Linked DNA regions of Homo sapiens: all the other regions are linked to region 3. Evidence: read pairs that join two places in POLR2A ChIA-PET (ENCODE). Cell type or tissue: OCI-LY7. All regions are shown on one strand. Links, peaks and the distances in the headings refer to the core of each region. The heading gives the core; the rest is flanking DNA. Region 1 overlaps YIPF1 (Yip1 domain family member 1). Region 2 has its middle 14 kb from the start of GLIS1. Region 3 overlaps NDC1 (NDC1 transmembrane nucleoporin).

What was found. ChIA-PET counts read pairs that join two places held together with the same protein. Peaks named below come from ENCODE experiments on the same cell type or tissue, not always from the same donor. Only the 100,000 strongest peaks of a DNase experiment are listed, where the experiment ranks them.
Region 1: POLR2A ChIA-PET joins it to region 3 with 5 read pairs; 8 of 35 experiments call an interaction of 5 or more read pairs at or near these places.
Region 2: POLR2A ChIA-PET joins it to region 3 with 8 read pairs; 7 of 35 experiments call an interaction of 5 or more read pairs at or near these places.

What each region holds. Positions count from the first base shown.
Region 1 is chr1:53,871,481-53,876,344 of GRCh38, forward strand. It overlaps YIPF1 (Yip1 domain family member 1), which reads right to left. Exons shown (of 11, transcript NM_018982.5): 7 at 1-8. Among named protein-coding and RNA genes, the nearest start is that of YIPF1, 16 kb to the right of the region's middle. In OCI-LY7, for the core only: no CTCF peak of the experiment used is centred there; no DNase peak of the experiment used is centred there.
Region 2 is chr1:53,749,610-53,755,926 of GRCh38, forward strand. No RefSeq gene overlaps it. Among named protein-coding and RNA genes, the nearest start is that of GLIS1, 14 kb to the left of the region's middle. In OCI-LY7, for the core only: a CTCF peak has its summit at 5,286 (motif pointing left); a DNase peak (open chromatin) is centred at 5,282.
Region 3 is chr1:53,824,051-53,830,457 of GRCh38, forward strand. It overlaps NDC1 (NDC1 transmembrane nucleoporin), which reads right to left. Exons shown (of 18, transcript NM_018087.5): 4 at 3,949-4,123; 5 at 1,748-1,886. Among named protein-coding and RNA genes, the nearest start is that of NDC1, 11 kb to the right of the region's middle. In OCI-LY7, for the core only: no CTCF peak of the experiment used is centred there; DNase peaks (open chromatin) are centred at 1,051 and 1,471; H3K4me3 peaks cover 849 bases; H3K27ac peaks cover 2,025 bases.

The DNA of each region.
Region 1 (4,864 bases), core at 2,086-4,585, 50 kb after region 3:
AAAGGGGCCTGCAAAGGAAACCAGAAAATTCAGAAACAAGAAAATGAAGCATAAGCCTTTAGATTCTTACAGAATTTCTTATCTTCCTCTTGTATTCATGTTAGCAAAAGAAAATGAATTTTCTAGATGGGATCAACACTTGCTGAAGGGAAATTTTTTTTTCAAAGGTCAAACACACATCTCAGTAATTAGCTGCCTTAAAGAAGGTGGGGTGTTGGTACTCCAATCCAAAGGCCAAAACGCCTTCCACAATTAGGTGAATGAAGACACTGATTTCTGTATAGCTTCTTTTGTTGGAGGATCACCACCGACAAAGAAAAATTCACAGGCTTTTTATTAAACCTTCCACCAGAATACATGAAGTAAAGATTACTTCGCTTATCTAAGTGCCAAATGTTAGCATCACAGAGAAAGAAGTTAAATCAGACAGAGCTTGTGCAGCATACAGAAAGAGCAGGGCAAACAGAACACATGAGGGCAGAGTCGATTAAACCTACCAGTTCACCACGGTTGTGTTGAGTGTCAGTGTGTGTGTGTGTGTGTGTGTGTGCTTAAGGCTTTTTCTTTTTTTTTTTAATGAAAAAGTAATACAATGCACTATATACACCTACTGTCTACCCACAAAAATTAAAATTAAAAATTAAAAAAAGTAATATATGTATATGGTCCAGTGTTTCAAAAGGTACAAAGGGAATATGGAGAACAGCAAGATCCACTCCCTCTCTGTGCCCCGGCTCTCTATCTTTCCTCCCTAAAGCTCACCAAAGTAAGCAGTTTCTGATGAAACCTGCTAGGAATATTCCACTCATGTATATAAGCAAATGCATGTGTATATGTGCATATTTTATACAGATGATAACATACATATATGTCCTCCTGTGTACCCTTCTATTTTCACCTTAATATAGCCTGGTGAGTCTATCACAGCTACTCATAAAAATCAGCTTGTTCTTTTTCAATGGTTTTAAGATATACCACTGAGCAGATGAGTGGACCATGCTTTACAAACCTCTTTCATTATTTGCATGATTTCGTGAACACTATCCTTGTCTCTCCCCATCTAGAAAAAGTACTATGTAGAACAAATACTATCTTTAGATTGAGAGATTTTAATAAATTGTATGAATTTCATTTTTCAATTTCACTAATATTTTGCAACACCCTTTGGGATAATTTCAGGTACCTTGACACGTCACAAAATTACGAACATTACTGTCATAGGTGAGATGACTAGCAGAAACAGATTAGTACTTTTCAAAGGCAAGCACTGGCCCCTGAAGGTGGGAAAAGGAACACAAGCAATCAAATGGGTATGCTTCAAAAAGTCACCAATATTAGCTCTCCACAAACTGCCTCTTTACTCACTAGACTGAAAGCTTTCTGCTGTAGACAAGGACTAAATCTCACAGTATTATTCTGAGTGACCACACATAAGAGTGGCAAAAAAAACCAACAACAAACAAAAAACCCCACAAAGCCCCTATAGCCAAAAAGCTTTACTGAATGAATAAATCTGACCATGTGTTATAGATGAGCTGAGACCATCCAAGGGTATGACCACAAGTGGCCAAAATATTAACTTACAATACCCAAATAACTAGAAAACCAAGAATATTATGTCCTCTCAGTCATTATTTACTAAGTACCCACTACCCTCTGCTGGGGACACGATGATGGGCAACAGAGACACAGTCACTGCCTCTAGTGCACCCATGCACTCCGGGGAGACGATCAATAAAATATCTAATCTCAGAAGGTAGTACAGGGTGCCTATGGGAGCATATAGGGAAGGTGGAAAACCTAGAGAAAGGGATGTGTAAGCTGGGATCTAAAGAAGAACAGGAGTTCACCAAGTGAGGACAGAAGAGAAGAGAGGTCCGTGAAGAGGGAATAGCAGGAGCAGAGACTGAAGTAAGAGGTACCAGTTCGAGGCCAAGCTTCAGGTCAGGAGTAGCCAGAGATTGAAGAGATGGGCCAGAGTCAGATCATGAAGGGTCTTAGAAGCCCTGTTGAGTTAGGAATTTATCTTGAGGGCAACAGGAAGCCTGTGAATTGGGCCTGGTGGCTTAAGCCTGTAGTCCCAGCTACTCAGGACACTGAGGTGAGAGGGTCACTTGAGGCTAGGAGTTTGAGGCAGCAGGGAGCTATGATCATGCCTCTGAATAGCTACCGCACTCCAGCCTTGGCAACACAGCAAGACCTCATCTCAAAAAAAAAAAAAGTGGGGGCGGGGGGGAATGCGGTGGCTCACACCTATAATCCCAGCACTTTGGGAGGCTGAGGCAGGCAGATCACTTGAGCTCAGGAGTTCAAGACCAGCCTGGGCAACATGATGAAACCCTTTCACTAAAATATTAATTAACTTTTTTAAAGGCAGGCTGGTATGGGAAGATATGTATACTAATGTGAAGACTTATCTAGCATTCTCTAGCTGCCCCATGCTCTAAGCTACCTAACAACTCTGGCACGGGAACAGCTGGAGAAACAATATTTTCAGGTGGCCTGAAAGGTCCAACACCTGCCCACCCACTACCTCTATGTGGCCCAATGCTCATCCTTGGACACAAGCAAGATAACTTTCCCAGCCCTTAGCATTTTTGTCCCTCTCCTATTATCATCCCTCTCCCCCGTTTGCAACCCTTCACTGAACCTCCACTGCTTAAGGACAAAATCCTAATTCCTGAGGCTGATATAAAAGGCCCCAGGATCTGGGCTCTGTAACTTCTCCAGCTACCCCCAGTGGAAGGCTGGACTCCAGAGACTTACGACACCCACTCATCCCAGGACCTGCCATGTTGCTTCATACTGCCTTCTCCGTTTCCTGCCAAATTCCTACTCTTATTATGGGTTGGGGGTGGGAGAGAGCCTTAATTTAGGTTGTATTTATAATTAAAATTTCATATTATGCATTTTTATATTATGAAATATTTCTAACATACAGAAAAGCACGAAGAATAACACAAACACTGGTTACCTAGCATGTCACTTTTAAAAAATATTTTTAGGCCGGGCATGGTGGTTCACACCTATAATCCCAGCACTTTGGGAGGCTGAGGCAGGCAGACCATTTGAGGTTAGGAGTTTGAGACCAGCCTGGCCAACATGGTAAAACTCCGTCTCTACTAAAAATACAAAAATTAGCTGGCGTGGTGGCACATGCCTGTAGTCCCAGCTACTCGGGAAGGCTGAGGCAGGAGAATCACTTGAACCCAGGACTCAGGGGTTGCAGTGAGCCGAGATTGCGCCTTTGCACTCCAGCCTGGGTGACAGAGTGAGACTCTGTCTCAAAAAATATATATATATTTTTAATGGTATCATTCTATTCATATCCTTCCACAACATGCTTTTTAAAATCATTGTGCTAAGATTTATCTATATTTATGCTTTTAGCTCTCATTCATTTTTTTAACTACAGAATTCCATGTATAAATATAGTAGCACAATGTATCCATTCTCCTGCTGATGGATATCTTGGTTGTTTCTAAATATTTGCTATTACAAGCAATACTGCTACAGTGGATAATATTCTTCTATATGTTGTTCCATATATATGTGAATTCCTCTAAAATTATCTACCTAGGAGTGAAACTGCTGAATTATAGGGTATAAGCATCTTCAAACTGCTCCAATTTGTGTACCAGTTACATACCCACCAGTTACATACCTACCATACAAAAGTTTCCACTGCTCCATATCCTTGGCCACACTTAATATCAATGTTCATGAAATCTGACTTAGAGTATGTCACTCCTGGCTTGGGGCAGTGGCTCATGCCTGTAAGGTCAGCACTTTGGGAGGGTAAGGCAGGAGGATTGCTTGAGGCCAGGAGTTTGAGGCCAGCCTGGACAACATAGTGAGACCCTGTCTCTACAAAAAATACAAACATTATCCAGGCATGGTGGCACATGCCTGTAGTCCCAGATACTCATGAAGATGAGGTGGGGGAGGATGGCTTGAGCCCAGGATTTTGAGGCTGCAGTGAGCCATTATCGAGCCACTGCACTCCAGCCTGGGCAACAGAGCAAGACCCAGTCTCAAAAAACAAAAAAGTATGTTACTCGTCTGTCCAAACTCTCCAATGGCTTTGCATTCAAGCAAATGCCAAAGTCCTCACTGTGACTTATGAGACCTTACCTGTCCCTCCACACTGTCTCTCTCACCTCATCTCCTTCTAGGTCCCCCTGTTCACTCTCATCCAGTCGCAATAGCCTCTTGAGGTTCTTTGAATGTACTAGGCTAGCTCTTGCCTCAGGGCCTTTGCACTTGCTGATCCTTCTGTTTCAAGTGCTCTTCCCTTAGATATCTACATAAATCACTCCCAATTACTTCAGGTCATTACTCAAAATTCACCTTTTTAAATTTTCAAATTCACCCATTTATACAAACACTTCATGTCCTTCTTCTCTCTGCTATTAAATTTTCACCTAAGCATTCATTACTAGAAAACTATATATTTTACTTTTCTTTGCTTATTGTTAAGCTCAGTAAATTAAAAATTGCCTAAGGGTAGAGATTTTTATGTTTTCACTGCTGTATCTCCAGTACAATAGCAAGAGCTCAATGTTTGTTGAATGAATTGAATGAATAAATGAAGACAAGCCAAACTGTGTATGTTTACTAAAATAATGAGCATAAATAATCTTATTTTACTTTTTATTTCTCTGGTTGCAGGTGGGGCTAAGCATCTTTTCATATATTTATTGGCAATTTTTTCCCCAGAGTTGCTTGGTTTATTCTTCTAATTTGTGGGAGTTCGACATATATTCTTGTTTCTCACTGTTTGTTGGTTATATGCATTGGAAGTATGTCCCCTGGTCTGTGGTTTATTTTTTTACTTTACTTATGGTTTATTTTGTTGTGTAGA
Region 2 (6,317 bases), core at 3,818-6,317, 71 kb before region 3:
CCTACCACTTTGGGAGGCCCAGATGGGAGGATTAGTTGAGCCCCGGAGTTCGAGACCAGCCTGAGCAACATGGTGAAACCCTGTCTTTACAAAAGATTTAAAAATTTAGCCAGGTGTGGTGACACACACCTGTGGTCTCAGCCACTCGGGATGCTGAGGTGGGAGGATTGCTGGAGCCCAGGAAGTCAAAGCTGCAGTGAGCCGTGATTGTGCCACTGCACTTCAGCCTGGGCAGCAGAGCGAGACCCTGTCTCAAAAAAAAAAGAAAGAAAGAAAGAAAGAAAAGTAAAAAGAAAGTAGCATTCCAGTGTCATGTGGGAAATGGGCTAAGAAAGAGGCAAGAGTAGGTGCTGAATGCACAGTCAGAAGTCCCAAAGATGAGGAGCCTGGACTCCAGGAGAAGTGGCTGGGACATAGCTTTATTTAGGAGGCAAACTTAATACACCTGGGTGATGGGAGTGAAGGGAAGCAATGTCTGGGCATCTAGGAAAATAGCAGTTTTAGGGTTTGGAACCTCCCCTGGGAGGCCCAAGGCATTCTTAGTCCTCAGTGGTGGTTTCCAGAAGCAAAGTCAACATCACCATTACCAAGTCATTAAGCTATATCTCTTCCTCATGCTCATCGCTGCAATGGCTTTTCTAGAGAAACTTTCATTGGCTCTCAGCTCATCACTGTCTTTATAGAGAAACAGAATCAGACTTACTATAATATGCATGTCAAATGCTGCTAATGAGGACAATAAGATCTGATAGCTTAAACAATTATAACGGACAATATTTGCTATAGATATGTAAGGAAGGGCCTGTTACTTATTATGGAAGCACACAGTCCCAGGCCCTGTGGCAGGTGCTTTTCCATACATTAATGCAGACAATGCTGTGTACATACAGCAATACACAGGACAGTCGTATGAACAGGGTAGTATTGTTTCCTATTACAGATGTGGAAGTGAGATCCCAAGGAGGCTAAGTGACTTGCTCAAGACCTCAGAACCAGCAAGTGGCAGAGTCAGGCTTGACCCTAAATACCACCATCTTTCCACCACACTACCACACCTCATCTCCAGCTGATCTGGACCATTCTCTGTCACCTGTCCCTTCCTCTCCTTTCCCCTAGAATGCCTTCCTGGCTGACCACTCCCATCCCAGCCCACCCAGATCTCCAAGTGGCCCCTTCTCCACTTAAGGCTTCCCCTCCCAACCAAACACCAAAAGCACAAAGCCTTCACCATAACTCCTTCCTGTGAACTGTGGAGTCATTGCCCTTCTCAGAGCACCTATTCTCTGCTGTGTTACTTACCCATTTGTGTATTTACTGTATTCCCACTAATAAACTGCAGACCCCTTGAAGGCAGGGACTTTGTATGTGTATCGAACATGTTCAGCAATTTGTGGATATGAACCCATGTACAAAATTGATTCAACAGATCAACAAGTTGGTAAATGAGGCTGAACCAAATGCATATATGGAGTAAGGAACAGAATAGTTGATTATTTTTATTTAAAATGTTTCTTATAAAATAAACAGAAGACTCATCCAGTACACACTAGTATTATGTAATTCCTATGCTGTTTTCCAGGCACATATTAAAGTCATCTAGACCTGTATCCAGAAAGCATTTTAATAAATAGAGGAATGGAATTGTATTCATGAATAAGTTTGAAATGAATTTTTCAATTAAAAAATCAGTTTTAAGACGTTTAATAGACATCTCGCATAATCCGCTCTTCAAAGACATTTTATTTCTTTTATGAAACCAAACTTACCTTACTGCATCCCAAATTCAAACACTCATGCAATGTTACAGTTAGAAGGGAACTTCAAAATCATTCAGTCCAATTCTTTGATTTTTCAGTCGAAATAGATAAGTGATGTGAAATCTTAGCTGAAGTTCACAGAGCTAGATAGTGCCAGAGATAAGACTAGAACTCATTATTTCCGAAACCCAACTCTCAGAGACAGCTGGAAGCCTACCTTTATATTCATCCTTTCATTTTTCTCCAGTAGCAGAACCCCAATTCTATTAATGGGTTACAATCAACCTCTAAAAGACATTTCCTAGACTCCCTTGCAACCAGATGTGGCCATGGGACCACTTTGGCCAATGAGATGCTAAGCGTTAAGTATGTGCACTTTCAGGAAGTGTTCCTAAAAGGGAGGGAGGATGCTATTTTCCCTCCCCTTCCTTCTTCCTGTTGCCTGGAAGGAAGGCATGAAGGCTGTGGTTCCAGGAGCCATGTGGGACCACAAGAGTCAGGACCACACCTTGGGGCTGGCTACGTGGAGAGCTAGAATGAGCCTGAATCCCTGATAACCTCAGGGAGTCACCATAGCCATTCTGGACAGCCTATTTCTGGATCTTCTTTTATGTGAGAAAAAAAAAATAACTGTGTCACTTAAATCACCATTATTCTGAGTTTTCATTTACATGCAGCCAGACTTAACTAACCCATCTTGCTTCCTCCATCTCACTAAATGGCAGTTCCATTCTACCAGCTGCTCAGGCCAAAAACCTTGGAGTCAATACTAGCGACTTTCTCTTTCACACTCCACAACCATTCCACCAGCAGTGCTTGTCACCTCTTCCTTCAAAATAGATCAAATCTGTCTGCATCTCACCCTGGGCCCAGCCACCATCCTCTCTCATCTGGTTACAGCAGTGGTCTCCTAACCTTCTTTCATTCTTGCCTGCCACCCACGGTCTCCAGTCTCTTTTCCACAGAACAGTCAGACTAAATTATTTCTTAAAGGTAATTCAACACATCTTACTCCTTTGCTCAGAACTTCCCAATGGCTGTCCCTGACTCGAAGCGGGAGCAAGGTCCTTCCTGTAGCCTACCTGGCCTGAGTGAGCTTGTCCTGGCCCCCATCTTGTTCACATTACCACACTCCACCTCATCCACTGCGCCTGGCCACCCTGCCCTCTTTGCTATCCCTTGAACTTATCAGGTATATGCCTGCCTTGGGACCGTTCTGTGTTTTGGAACTCACCCCTCAGGTACCTACATATTCTCTCCCTTACCTCATTCAGGTCTCTGCCCAAACATCATTTTATCGGGGGACCTTCCTGGACCACCCTATCTGAAATGGAAAACCAGCCAGGTGCGGTGGCTCATGCCTGTAATCCCAACACTTTGGGAGGCCAAGGTGAGAGGATCACTTGGGCCCAGGAGTTTGAGACCAGCCTGGGCAACATGGTGAGACTCCATCTCTACAAAAAATTAGCTGGGTGTAGTAGCATGTGACTGTAGTCCCAGCCATTCAAGAAGCTGAAGCAGGAGGATCGCCTGAGCCCAGGAGATGGAGGCTGCAGTGAGCTATGATCATGCTGTGATCACACCACTGCACTCCAGCCTGGGCAACAGAGTGAGACCCTGTCTCAAAAAATAAAAATACAAATAAAATGGAAAGCCACTCTACTATTTACTGTCTACTTGTTCCTCAGTGCACTCACCACCACATTGCATTTGTTTATATTCATTCTCTCTCCACCCACTAGAAGGGTAAGCTCATTTGTGTTGTTGACTGTTGTGTTCCCAGCACCCAGAATAGTGTCTAGCACCCTAGGCCTAGCATACATATGAATGATTGAATGAATGAGTAAATGAATGCTAAGTCTGTGCCCTTTTAACTATGTCACTTTGCCTCTAATTGGAATCCAGGTGCATTTGCTCCATGCACAAATATTACTATTGGAGCCGCTTGCTATCCCTGTGAAAGCTTGCTAAATATTTGCTGACAACAAAGATAAGCCAGCTTCTTCTTATCAGTTAACTGAGAAGATCTAAAAGGCAATAAGGTTTTCTATTCTAATAGTCATTATATCGTTAATAACAACCACAAGACATTAAACATTTTGAAATAGGAATAATGGAGAGCAGTACACCAGACAAGTTTGTAAGACTCCAGAATCCAATGTCTTTTGTGGCAGCCCCCCAAATATAAAGCCTTTTCTTTTCCTTTTTTTTTCTTTTTTATTTTTTTTGAGACGGAGTTTCACTCTTTCACCCAGGCTGGAGTGCACTGGTCTAATCTCGGCTCACGGCAACCTCCTCCTCCCAGTTTCAAGCAATTCTCCTGCCTCAGCCTCCCAAGTAGCTGGGATTACAGGCGCCCGCCACCATGCCCAGCTAATTTTTGTATTTTTAGTAGAGACAGCGTTTCACCATGTTGGCCGGGCTGGTCTCAAACTCCTGACCTCATGATCCGCCCGCCTCAGCCTCCCAAAGTGCTGGGATTATAGGCGTGAGCCACTGTGCCTGGCCAAAGCCTTTTCTTACTATTCTCATATCACCTCCTCAGTGAGAAGAGGAGGGTCAAATTGACCACTCATTGTCCAGTGACGAACACAATTGTCTTCTCTTAACACTCTAGCTTTATGGAAAATCCTGGTGGTTAATTTTAAAATACAAATAAAAGTCCACTAAAACAGATTTATCTTTTCATTCACAAACAGTCTATATCTTTTCAAGTTAAGAGGTTTTCAGTTGGCCTTGTAAACTGAAATAATAAATCTCTTAGTAAACTCTACTCACTAAAGAGGTCTTAAGCTCAGGACATTTTTTTGAAACAACGCACTCCTAATATTTGTTTTCATCTGGAGAAGGAGCAAAGCCTGACAGAACACCCCAGGTTCCATTTTCAAAGAAGACCAAGAAGCAACACCTAGCTTCTTCAAGCAGATAGTGGCTGAATTTTGAAAAAAAAAAAAAAAAAAAAAAGTCAATCTCTAAGATTTTGCTTCAAAAATACATACTCCTCTCATACATTTTTGGCGATTGCTGCTTCAAGCTGCTAAAATAGTTCTCCTTTGGGGGAAAAAAATATAGCTCTCAAGAAACTCGAGTTTGGTTTTGAAGACATATCTCCCTGTATATGAATCTGTCTCTTCTAGCTGTGTATCCTTAGGCACATCATTTCACTTCTCCTCCCCTCAAGCTCCTCTGAAGTAACCTCACAACGACCCTGGAGGATAGATTGCTGTTAAAGATAATGCCTGTAAAATGAGGAACACAGGGTCCAGCACATAGTAAGTGCTCAATAAATAGTAGTTACTGTCACTCCATAAGCAACTAGCCACACAGAAGCCTACTCAAGTCATCAGCACTTTTCAATATACTATATGCAAATAATTCATTGTGTAGAACATTTGGAAAATATAGAGAAGTATGACTAAAAAAATAACCCACCAGTACTGTGAATAAAACCTCCCCCAAACCAAAGAGAAATGGTGTGGACAGCAGACAACTTTTCCTCTAACCACTTTGAAATAGTGACCTCTGCTGGCCAGTGGAAAACACAAGCCTTCCAATCACCTCTTCCATGATTGAGCAAGGGTTGAGTGAGCCAGGCTTGGTCCTTGTCCCTAGAACAAAAACCAGGTGTTGCATTACAAGGGACAGAAATCGTCACAAGGGTTACCACGATGTAATTGGGATGTTAACAGAATTAAAGGCCAGTCTTTCCATTTGCTCATCCGCCCAGAAGATTCTTTTTTCAAGCCCCATAGTCTCTTATTTTTAAAATGTCATAATTGCATGCAAATGTTCCAGCAGAAAAACAACGCAAGGGGCATTAAAAATCAATCTTCCATGTAAGCCTCAGATTTTCCAGCATGAAGATCCAAAAGCAAAAGTGGTGACAAATGTGAGGAAAACAGAGTGAAAAAGTCAGAACGCATCATTAAGAATGTTACAACAAAAGGAGGGAAAAAAAATCTCTGGGAGCACATGTCTGATTCAGCTGGGGTGAACAGCCAACTACAAAGAAGGCTTTAAAAACCCTGCAAACTTCTTACAGATAGGGCCCAGAAATCCAATTAGGACCTAGTCAGGAGTCTTTTCTTCAAGGAGAAGTGTGCCTGATGGAGGAGGCCGCTCAAGAGACTACTGACTGGAATATTCAGATGTAAAACACATTCCCACCTCTTAAGGTAGGAAATAAAACAGAAGTTGTAAACTGGCAGTAATAGGCTATGTAGTTTAGTTTGACATTCATTGTTTTGTTTTGAATTAATTAGTTGCCAACACTTCAAAAAGGGAGATTTTGTATCGAAATGCAATTTTTTTTTTTGACTGGGTCTCACTCTGTTGCCCAGGCTGGAATGCAGCGGTGTGAACATGGCTTACTGCAGCCTTGCCTCCCCCAACCCCACCCCACCCCACCCCACCACAGACTCAAGTGATCCTCCTGCCTCAGCCTCCTGAGTACCTGGGACTACAGGCACACGCCACCATTCCCAGCTACTTTTTGTAGTTTTTGTAGAGACAAGGTTTCGCCATGTTGCCCAGGCTGGTCTCCAACTCCTGGGCTCAAGC
Region 3 (6,407 bases), core at 1-2,500:
CATAGCTAGACCCCACTCTACAAAAAATACAAAAGTAGCCAGGCTTGGTGGTGCATGCCAGTAGCCCCAGCTACTCAGGAGGACTGAGGTAGGAGGACTGTTCGAGCCAGGAGGTCAAAGCTGCAGTGAGCGATGATCGTGCTACTGCGCTCCAGCCTGAGTGACAGAGCAAGAACCTTTCTCGAAAAAAAAAAAAAAAAGAAAAAAGAAAAAGAAATTTAAAAAGAGAGAGAGAGAGACACGGTCTAGCCATGTTGCCCAGACTGGTCTCAAAGTCCTGGGCTTAAGAAATCCTCCCACCTCAGCCTCCCAAAGTGCTTGGATTATAGGCACAAGCCAATGTGCCCAGCCAAAAACTTTAGTTAATCCAACACATTCTTATATGTTATACTCTTATAATAATATACCATTTGTTTACATATCCCTCCCTCCCCACCAGACTGAGTCCTAGTGGGAGGGAGGCTAGTTCTAACATTTTTGCTCCAATGCCCAGTCTTCAGCCTGCCAGGGCATGAATGAAGCAAGTAATAGAATTGTGCGAATGAGGAGCAGCAGAAACAGGCTGCGAAGAGCCCTGATGCATCTGTGAGACATCTCAGCCACCTTTCCCTCTCCTGCCAGAGGAGTGCTTCTCAGTTCCAGGAATGACTCCTACCAGATTACATTTTTAAGACTTAACTGAAAGGTAGTTTATACTCTACCACTCAAACCAGCTGAAACTGTTTTATTTATACAAACTTTGCCTTGTTCTGAAAATGATAGGAGACAGTAAGTGATATGTTCTAAAATTACTTGCACATCCCCAAACTCACAAGGTTCTAAGTTCAAAAAGAAGCCAGCAGGCCATCCACGATGGCTCACACCTGTAATCCCAGCACTTTGGGAGATCAACACAGGCAGATAGCTTGAGCCCAGGAGCTGGAGACCAGCCTGGGCAACATGGAGAAACCCCATCTCTACAAAAAATACAAAAATTAGCCAGGCACAGTGGTGCACACCTGTAGTCCCAGATACTCGGGCAGACTGAGGTGGGAGGATGGCTTGAGCCAGCAGGTGATGCTGCAGTGAACCGTGACCACGCCACTGCACTCCAGCCTGGGTGACAGAGTGAGACTCTGTCTCAAAAAAGAAAAAAAGAGCAGCGGCTGGGCGTGGTGGCTCATGCCTGTAATTCCAGCACTTTGGGAGGCTGAGGTGGGGGGATTACTTGAGGTCAGGAGTTCAAGACCACCCTGGCCAATATGGTGAAACCCCGTCACTACTAAAAACACAAAAATGAACTGGGCGTGATGGCATGTGGAGGCTGAGGCAGGAGAATTGCTTGAACCCAGGAGGCGGAGGTTGCAGTGAGCCGAGATTGCGCCATTGCACTCCAGCCTGGGCAAAGAAGCGAGACTGTCTCCAAAAAAAAAGAAGCTACACAGAGTACTTTGCATGAATGTCATCATCATCTTCCCCAAACCCTGCTGGGTCACAGCAAGTGCCACTACCTAGCAGGGAGGGAAACAGTGTAGCAAAGAGGTATTCTGAGATTGGCAACAGGAAAAGGTAGCTGCAACTCTCAAAAATATGCTTAAGTCTCATGAAGACAAATCTCTTCTCGCTAAATGGCATTTTGAGGATTTCAGTTCTAAGTGTTGGTTATCAAATCTTGAATGAATCAGATAAATCCAGTTATATACATATGCACCAAGGCAATTTTACCTCAGCCAAATTTTGACATCAAGTAATGCTCAAATGATCTTACCTGTATGATGGGAAATGGAAGATAGTTCATGTTGTTAACAAAATACAGGAGGCTATAGCTATAGCCCATAAATGCTCCAGTCAGTAGGAAAAAAAGATGATATTCATTTAAGCAGGTTTGCGCAGCAGGGCTACCAAAGCTGAAGGGAAAAAATTAAGTTATTAATTCAACAGTCAGGGACATGTATCACTGTTTTAGGCTCAATGTTTACTGAAGGCAAAGCTTAATTACTTTAATGACTTAAGAAATGTCCCAAATTCTAACAAGATGGCTCGTTTTCAGTAAGTGTGAACAAGATTAACAAAACCTTTTTTCCTGAATCATGAGACTCTGATCTTTAATTAATTCTACCTCTGTTCCCCTGGAAATCTGACATGATTAAGTATATCTACCATAATAACAAGCAGTATTGCTTACAAGTGTCTGGGCTGACAGCAACTGTAAATAAGTTATATATACCTGATAGAGATGCCATAACATTGGGTTTGTGTTATCTCTTTAAAACTGAGTATTCCCTCACGGGGATCCTGTGCCCATAAAATTGCTACAAGAGATGCTACTGGATTTTGTGGGGCACAAGGCCTTTAAAGCAGATAGAGTCCCATACATGTCCGATACCGATTTTTTTTCCTCCTTGTAGCTGAGTGGTATCCACAGACAAGACTGCAGCTCCCAGGTGGCTATGGGACTTATCATCTGTTTGAACTGCCTGAAGGACTCCTGCTGAAGAGGAACTCCTGATGCTTCCCAAATCTAAGAGGATCCCCCTGCTGGACACTGCTTTAAGCCACTACCCTATCATTTTACAATAGCTTTAATTATAAGCATAAGATCTATTTGGTAAACAACAAGCTCTCAAACTCCTTTGAGAGTTTCTTGAGAATCTCTATGATCTATGAGATATCTGGGGGTATACAGAGCCAACATCAAAATTCAGTAGAACTCAATTTTTAATAGAGGCACACAGGTTGTAGGCCTGCCCCACCATCTAACTCCATGAGAGGTAAGACTCAAGGTTAACTGTTATCTGAACTCCGAGTTACAAAATGATGAAGATTAGTTTTGTTAAAGATTCTGACTGTGAAATCATCAGGAAATATATTTGTAATAGGCATTATAATGTCTTCAACAACTTGTAGCTTACTGCTGCCTTCTGCTCCCTGGAACTTCACTGCCACCTCCATTAGGAAGAGAAGTGCAAAAAGGAATTCAAGACTCATCCATGGTGAGCACTTGGGATTTCCTTTTTCATAGTAGTCCTGTACTCACAGTCTTTTATCATTTAATGTTTACCAACAGGACAGTTTTTACCAAAGAAAGCCTATGATATTAAGGGGGAAAAAACAACCTGCCTTATATAATAGTAGCTGGAGGCAAAAAGAAAATCAAGTATTCAGTAGTAATAATGTAACACTGTTTTAAAGTCAGTGGAAAATAGAGAACTTAAGATCACTCCAATCATCTTTGTTTAAAAAAAAAAAAAAAAAAAACAAGGTCTCACTATGCTGCCCAGGCTGGAGTGCAGGAGCTATTCACAGGCATAATCATAGGGCACTGCAGCCTCTAATTCCTGAGCTCAAGGGATCCTCCTGCCTCAGCCTGCCAAGCAGTGGGACTACAGGCACATGCCACCACTCCTGGCTTCCAGTAATCTTTTTTAATTTTTAAAGTCAGAATATCAATTTGCAATTAGTATCAATGCCATGTGTTCAAGAACTATACAAGTTTCAAAATTATAAAAGCACTCTATAAAAAGGCAGTTATAATTTTTAAAAATTTTTCTTCATTCTTTCCATACTACCCTTCCTTCAAACTCCAACCAAATGCTACCTCTTCCAAGAACATGTGTGGATCCCTCTTGTTTTCTGAACCTCCACAGGTTTTGTCTGCACATCTCACTTTCTTCATCCTATTACATCCCTCTGCATCCATGTCTTAATTTCTCTATTGTTCTCAACTCTCAAAGAGCTTATAGTCTATGTTTGAGTCACTCTCATAAATCGCATAGCACCTTGCACATAATAAATTTTTTTAATTGCTGAAATCAATAAACACAAAATATTAAAAACACTTGATATATGCAAAAAGCACCTTTTGCAGAAGTCTGGAAAGCAAAGAATACTCATAGGATTAACCTATATAGGTCACCTTTGGCTTAGTAAGTAAATGAGATTCCTAAGGAAATATATATTTAATATTACCTGTTAGTACCAGTGCAGGGAACCACAAGAAAGCTGTACTGGCCCTGGGTTATCACTGCAGCACACCAGGCCATCACCATTCCCATTGCAGCATGAATAAATGAGTGCATGAGTTGCTGAGGATGAATGATCTTCCCTATCAGAGCTAGTCTGGAGCAAGGAATAGAAGGCACAACTGCAAAGGAAACACATTACTGTGGCTTTATAACCTACAGCATATGCAGTTAGAGGATCTAAACTATCCCCTCTCATCCTTGCACAAATGTTCCAAAGGCAGAGAGAAATCCACAGTCAACGCAAATACAATACAGAAAAATTTAAAGTTAAAAATTCTAAGTTAAAAAAATTTGAGGAAAGCATGAATAAACAGACACAAAAAAACCCAAAGAATCTAGAGATGAAACCTAAGGACAGCATGATCAACATTTTTCATTAAAATTTCCTAATAGTTCCAATAGTGCCTATCCTAGTATTCTCCTAAGCACCATAAAAGAATAATGATTTTTTTTTTCATATATGGACTACTGTAATGGTCTTGCAGTGTGGGAGAGTGACTGGGTTCAGCTCCTGAATACTGACTTTTTATTTATTTATTTATTTATTTTATTTTATTTTATTTTATTTATTTTTGAGACGGAGTTTCGCTCTTGTTGCCCAGGCTGGAGTGCAGTGGCGCAATCTTGGCTCACTGCAACCTCTGCCTCCTGGATTCAAGCGATTCTCCTGCCTCAGCCTCCCAAGTAGCTGGGATTACCGGTGCCTGCCACCATGCCTGGCTAGTTTTTGTATTTTTAGTAGAGATGGGGTTTCACCATGTTGGTCAGGCTGGTCTCAAACTCCTGACCTCAGGTGATCCACCCACCTTGGCCTCCCAAAGTGTTGGGATTACAGGCACGAGCCACCATGCCTGGCCTACTTTTTAAAAAGAACTCCTGCCATCAGCATTTGAAACTGTCAATATATAATCCACTTACGAAAAATAAACCATAAAGTAGGTAAATACTGACAACATAAATGCTAAGATAAATGCTTATATAGGGATTTTTAATACCCTTCAGACAATCCAAAAACATTTTCTGCAAATGAGCTAGGGAGGCAACTATGGGTAGGACATGAGGGATGTTTACCTTTGGAAACAGCTAGCCTAGGGTTCCCTGATCTATCTATGTAGGTATTTTGCTCTTACTATACTCAAAGTAAAGAGATGGCAGGAGGTAGAAAATTAAGTATGAAGGGACAAGTTTCAGGTGCTTTATACTTTGAGGAAGAGGTTCCTATGACCTCTCCCTCCCAACCAGAAATGCCCACAAGGTCCTACTGACTGTGCAACTAACTTATAACACTCTAAATATACCAAACCCTCTCATGTCACTAAGCCTTTTTATATGCTATACCTTCTCTCTAGAACATCATTTTCCTTCTTTGTCTACTTAATTCAACTCATCCTGCAAGGCTTGGTTTAAGGATCATCTCCTCAAGTTCCCCCATGCTGGGGCAAGTGGTGCTCCTATACAAGCTCTTACCATCCAATGTACTGTAATCAAATATGCTTCATGTTTACTGTCTCTCCATTAATCACGATCTCTGGAGAAAGATGGGACCTATCATTTCTCTTTTCTCTCCACACAATGCATGGCATATAGTAAATGCATAAGGGATGGTTACTGAAGGAATGAGCCAAAGTGAATAGTCAGGCTTTAAGAAGGACTGGCTGGGGACCCCTCAACTGACATATTACATACAGAAGATGACCCAAGCATATGGGAGAGTATGAAAGAACACTCTGTTTAAGTGTGGCTGTAAGCCAAGGAGTTTCGAATAGGGCTTGCATGGAAAAAGCTTACTAGTCAATAGTGAGGAATTAAGAAAGCAGGCTGAGTGCAGTGGCTCATGCCTGTAATCCCAGCACTTTGGGAGGCCAAGGTGGGCAGATCATGAGTTCAGGAGTTTGAGACCAGCCTGGCCAATATGGTGAAACCCCACCTCTACTAAAAATACAAAAAATAGACGGGCGAGGTGGCAGGCAACTGTAATCCCAGCTACTCAGGAGGTTGAGGCAGGAGAATCACTTGAACCCGGGAGGCAGAGGCGTCAGCGAGCCAAGACCATACCACTGCACTCCAGCCTGGGCAACAGAGTGAGACTCCATCTCAAAAAAAAAGAAAGAAAGCGAGGCTGGGCCCAGTGGCTCACACCTGTAATCACAGCACTTTGGGAGGTCAAGGCAAGCGGATCACTTGAGGTCGGGAGTTCGAGACCAGCCTGACCAACATGGTGAAACCCCGTCTCTACTAAAAATACAAAAATTAGCCAGGCATGGTGGCATACGCCTGTAATCCCAGCTACTCAGGCGGCTGAGGCAGGAGAATTGCTTGCACCTGGGAGGTGGAGGTTGCAGTGAGCCGAGATCGTGCCACTGCACTCCAGCCTGGGCGACAAAGCTGGACTCCATCTTGGAG